Regions from separate parts of the Homo sapiens genome. Here region 2 is linked to region 1. A link is an interaction called in ENCODE POLR2A ChIA-PET data of the cell type or tissue named here. Cell type or tissue: MCF 10A. All regions are shown on one strand. Each heading gives the region's core, and the rest is flanking DNA. Links, peaks and the distances in the headings are about the cores only. Region 1 overlaps LOC107985242 (a long non-coding RNA gene). Region 2 overlaps LOC124904475 (a long non-coding RNA gene).

Region 1 (2,940 bases), core at 310-2,809:
GCTATGACATGTAATTTTTTTTTTTTTTTTTTTTTTTTTTTGAGACGGAGTCTCGCCCTTTTGCCCAGGCCCGAGTGCAGTGGCGCTATCTCGGCTCACTGCAAGCTCCGCCTCCTGGGTTCACACCATTCTCCTGCCTCAGCCTCCCAAGTAGCTGGGACTATAGGCGCCTGGCTAATTTTTTGTATTTTTAGTAGAGACGGGGTTTCACCGTGTTAGCCAGGATGGTCTAGATCTCCTGACCTTGTGATCTGCCCGCCTCGGCCTCCCAAAGTGCTGGGATTACAGGGGTGAGCCACCGCGCGTGGCCTATGACATGTAATTTTTTAAATGGAATTGTGCAGAAAAAAAATTAGAAATATTTTAACACATTGGCTTGTCTTTATAGAGTTTTTCTTTCGTTTTTCACAGGTAGTTAAATTTGGGCCATACCACCTTAATCCAATATGAAATTAAGCTTATTTGAAACTGATTACAAATCATTATGAGATCTGGTCTACATCTTACTTGATTTTGTCTTCATGCAACTGGAAGACTAGTGTATTCATAAAAATTGTTCCACCTCTGCAAGCCCTGAACTGTAATCCATACTTCCATAGTCTTGGTAAATTGCTCATAGCTATCTTCAGTTTCCAGACTCTAGAATTCAGTATAGGTTATTGGAAATTACCATAATTCAGTTAGTGATTGAGCTAATACTTGGTGGGATTTCAATGTTTGTGACAGCTAGTCAGTTCCTAAGTTACTGTTTTTTTAAGAGTATATTCCTTCAGGCCTCACAAATAAAAGGCTAAAGTATTTGTGTGCTCCTCCCCGTCAGGCTTACATTCAATTTATTTTATCCCACCTCTGGGAGATTAAAAAAATATATTTGTTCAACTTCTTGAATTCCATACCACCGTATGTGGATTGTCGTATCCCCAGATGGAAGAATCACACATAGGAAATCCACATTCACCTCTTTGCTTCTCCTCTGTCCAGGATCTTGTTCCTACAGGACTTGAAAGCTTTAAAGTGACTAATAAAAAGAAGTTACTCAAATTTTCTAGCCTTTGGTTGGAAGATTTAACTGAGACAAGCTAATATGCTTTTCCTGGAAATATTCTGTGGTTTATATTCAAAGATTCATTCTTTTGTTTCAATTATGCATATTATTTTAAGCATATCATGATCACTGAAAGTCACACCAAAATTCTTTACATCTTTTAATTTTTGTTTTGCAGCACAATTTTTGTATTGTACTATGTAGCACCAAGAAAGTGTATAATTTTCATATGTTAGCCACAGGTGAAAAACAAATTCTGCTTGGAGTGGAAATATTTTATTTTTCCAATTAACTTTTAACCTAACAAACACCATAGTATTAAAAATACGTTCAGTTTTCTTAAGAAGCAAAACCTACACAGCATAATTAACTCATGGGACTTTCTAAAGTTACAAGGCCAGAGTTGGGCATATTTAATGCTATCAATTAATTATCTAGAGAATAGTGGATATCCAGTAACTCACTCCGTGCTTGGTAAACATTGAGAAGCAAGCAACTTATTTGTTATAATGTCATTGGTTATTCTTGAGAATACATTTCCGAATTATATATGAAAGCTAATGGGTAATATGATTATTTAATACAATTTGTTTTATGAAAAACAATTCCTTAACAAAAGTCATAGTAAATGACAGCAAATGAATGAAACATTAACTATTTGTTAATCTCCTTGCTTCCCCTTTGCATGCGTAATTACTATTTATTCTTACAACACTTTGAGGTAGATATCAGGCTTTTATAACCTAAATAACTCACCCAAAATTACAGAGGTAGTAAGTGATACAGATATAACTTAAATATATCTCTTTCTGATTTCAATGATTGTTCTCTGAATAGAATTTTTCTTCCTGATTCGTCTTGTTACTTCATAAGTTTACAATTCATTCTCAAAGAGATACAGCAGCTTGTTGCCTGTTTATTACTAATATTGAATGAGCTGAAATACAATAATATGGATCAATGTAAGAAATCAAGAAATGTGTTTATTTTTAAATGCCTTTACATGCCTTTTCTTTTAACTCTAAAATCTTCATATTTTCATCTTTTCCAATAATTTACTTAAATGTTTATAAATACTAAACCAAGAAAAATTTGTTTAAAGAATTTAGTTGTTTTGGTCCATTACTCAGTTTTCCACATTAGTCCCAATAGTGGGAGATGGATTCATTATATTTTATTCGTGGAACACCTAAAATTAGCTTTTTGTTTGTTTGTATTAAATAGATATTTAATCTATAAGCACCAGACATTAAATTATACTAGATATGGATAACTCCTTAGACAATATACCTCAATATCATGGTTATAGTTATCCTTTATCTTTTCTTACTTGGTGCTTGTTTGAATATGTTAAACTGTCATGCTCCATTCAGTACTGGCTCTGATTAGCTACTATGTGTGAATGCAGAACTTTCTATATGCTATTGCATTGAATAAATATATCTGTGTTAAATACCTTAAAAATATTTTGTAGTCAGAGATTGTAATTAATTATCTTCTGAAATATGCTAAAATGCCAACATTTTATTATGTACTCACCAAGTTATGGACACTGCCTTAGTCACTATGTTTGGCCCCAGTGGCCACACAGTCTAATGAAACAGATACACTGAAGTATGATGCAGATAATCCCCGAGTGTTCTAGGAATTTAGAACTGGGTTACTTAATTCAGACCAAGTGAAAATAGAGGGATTGCAAGAGACATTAAAAATAAAAGCAGAGGAAGAACAGAAACACAAGAGAAAGTCTGAATAACTACAAATAATTCATGTTGACTAAATGTAGAGAACAGAGAGCTAGAGGAAGTAATGACATTTTAGGAAGCCAGATAATGTAGAACAAATATCCTACCTGTGGGACATGAAATGTGAGCAAGTGACTCCCCCCAGTTTAG
Region 2 (2,940 bases), core at 345-2,844, 550 kb after region 1:
CCATTTTTATAATAAATATCTATTGGCTGGGCACAGTGGCTCATGCCTGTAATCCCAGGACTTTGGGAGGCCGAGGCGGGTGGACTGTGAGCTCAGGAGATCGAGACCCTCCTGGCCAACACAGTAAAACTCCATCTCTACTAAAAATACAAAAATTAGCTGGGCATGGTGGCACGTGCCTGTAATCCCAGCTACTCAGGAAGCTGAGGCAGGAGAATCACTTGAGCCAAGGAGTTGGAGGTTGCAGTGAGTCAAGATCATGCCACAGCAACCCAGCCTGGTGACAGAGTGAGACTCTGTCTCAAAAAAAAAAAAAAAAAGAAAAGAAAAATTATTAAGCATCTTACATAATGTAAAATTGTTTTTTAGGTGACGTGTGTATATTTTGTGTGTAACTACACATATATATGTATACAAATACACATAAATTCACATATATGTATGTGCATACATCCCTCCCTAAAGAAAATTATCCTATTTTATATAAAATCCATTATAGGATAAATTAGAGGTATGTAAGATAAGTAAAGCACCTCTTTATATCACCAAAAGAGACAGGCAGGTAACACTTTATTTCTAGAAAATTTTTTCTCCATTGGGATTCAGGTATCTTGATATCCTAGAACAATCTCAGTTATGCAAGTTCATTTCAAATCATTATTTGATGAAGACATAGTGATTCTGAAGCGCTGCCAGTGGCATCCAGATTTTAATGAAGTGGAAGTTGTACCACGTTGACAACTGAGTCATAGCTGTAAGAAGCTCAGCTCAGATAAGGAACCTACAAATCTGCAGATCAAATGGTAAGCAGAATCTTCTTTGCCAGTAATGAAGGTCACGGGTATTGCATCACAAGACAGAACTACTTTTATAAAATCAGAGATTTAAAGTGGAATCAAGAGCTGTCAACAAGAAGCAAGATAAGGAAATTAGGGGATTAAAACTACCTGTCAAAAGCACCTGACTGTCTTGTATTTTTTTAAGCAAAATATGTTGTAATCAACATAAGAGTCCGTGCTTAAAAATAAATAGTCAAGGTTTACATAGAGAAAAATACATAGGACAAATTACTCATTTTCATGTAACAACAGAGTTAGTGGATATTAACACAACAGAAGGTAGACAAATTATGAGGTCATTAGCTTTTTAAAAAATAAACAACTTTTACTATAAAAATAAAATATGAACATAGTAAAAATGTGAAGTAGGACGAGATAATATAAGTGAAAAGCAGAAGTCTCACTTGTAAGAACTGTGATCCATCTTTATTTGTCCACATGAGCCATTGTTATCCCAACTTCAGCTATTGAATTGAAATGTCACCTCGCATACACAAATAGACATATGGGTCTGTTCCTGGACTACTCTGCTCTGCTGAGTCACTATCTGCACCAGTGCCAAAGATCCTATAGCTTTAAAGTACAATTCAACATTTGATAAGACCATTCTCTGCCTGTATTACTCCTCTTTTCCAGCCACTTTTGTATATATATTTCAGTTAAACTTTTTTTATTCTTAACAATTCTATTTGGAAATGCTATTGACATTGCCTTGACACTATAGACTTTATTAACTTAGGGAGAATACATATCTTCATAATATAAAATATCCCTCCTAAAGATAGAGGTATTAACTAAATTGAATTAAACCTTGGGAGTAGCGCAGAGTGGGACAAGCAGGTAATTAAAATGGACCATAATATATTATATATCATAAAAATAAAATGTCACATTTCTCCTGAAAAGGATGAGCTATTTATAGCTCAATAAATAATCATTGATAATGTTAATATTATTCCACTGACAAAACATGTTGGCTTCTTCCGATAAAAATTATATAACCATTAAATGTCTTTCTTTAGCACAATCCTCAACATTCCAAAATCTATAACCAGAAATCAATGATTTCATAACCAAATCACACAAAGGGAAGGGAATTACTTGATCTCACACACAAAACAATCCCAGCATGAAATTAGAGGATGGAATTATAGAAGGCCCCACTATATATTAATATATATTTGGGTTTTTTGTTTTGATTTTGAGACAGGGTCTCATTCTGTTGCCCAGACTGGAGTGCACTGGCAAAATCTCAGCTCATTTCAGCCTCAATATCCCAGACTTAAGCTATTCTCTTATCTCAGCCTCTCAAGTACTTGGGGCTACAGGCATGTGCTACCACACTCAGCTAATTTTTAAGTTATAAATACCTAAATATATATGTATATATATATATATAGAGAGAGAGAGAGAGAGAGAGAGAAGAGATTGGATTTTGCTAAGTTGCCCAGGCTGGTCTTGAACTCCTGGACTCAAGCAATCCACCTGCTTCAGCCTCCCAAAGTGCTGGGATTACAGGCATGACCTACTGCACCAGGCTAAAATTTGTTTTTTATCACAGTGTATGACATGGGTTTGAAATGCATGATATGTGTCCATCTATTAGCATAAAGAGGAAAAGCCACTTGCTTGCAAGTTGCAAGAGTCAATAACAGAATATAGGAGTAGATATTTTGTCTGACTGCTACAAGATGCTCTCCATCAGGGTGACTCCCATTTATGACATCAGGTAAAAATTCAAGCAGCAAAATGGTAGAATACCTCTGGATTTAAAATCAGAAAGTCAGGTTTTATGTTCTAGTTATTTAGCAAGTGACAAACTTTGTGAACCTCATCAATAAAGTGAGGATACTCATACACTAGTTCTTGTGATCATATGAGATTATATGTTGAACTTGCTCTCTGAAACATAAAGCATTTTACTAAATACAAAATCATCTCAATTTATTATCATGTAGGCAAAATAGAGTTTTGGTCAAAATCATATATAGATCGTTTCTCAAAAGTTATTCTATACCCAGTAGATGCCAACTAGCTTCACAACCTGGGAAGCTATTTTGTTAATTGCCACCCTAGAGTATGTAAACAAGCCTCCAAATGG

The links. Peaks named below come from ENCODE experiments on the same cell type or tissue, not always from the same donor. Only the 100,000 strongest peaks of a DNase experiment are listed, where the experiment ranks them.
Region 2: POLR2A ChIA-PET joins it to region 1 with 5 read pairs; 2 of 35 experiments call an interaction of 5 or more read pairs at or near these places.

The regions. Positions count from the first base shown.
Region 1 is chr1:194,273,573-194,276,512 of GRCh38, reverse strand. The region is part of intron 2 of LOC107985242 (a long non-coding RNA gene); the gene reads left to right. Among named protein-coding and RNA genes, the nearest start is that of LINC01031, 970 kb to the right of the region's middle. In MCF 10A, for the core only: no CTCF peak of the experiment used is centred there; no DNase peak of the experiment used is centred there.
Region 2 is chr1:193,728,052-193,730,991 of GRCh38, reverse strand. The region is part of intron 3 of LOC124904475 (a long non-coding RNA gene); the gene reads right to left. Among named protein-coding and RNA genes, the nearest start is that of LINC01031, 420 kb to the right of the region's middle. In MCF 10A, for the core only: no CTCF peak of the experiment used is centred there; a DNase peak (open chromatin) is centred at 1,381.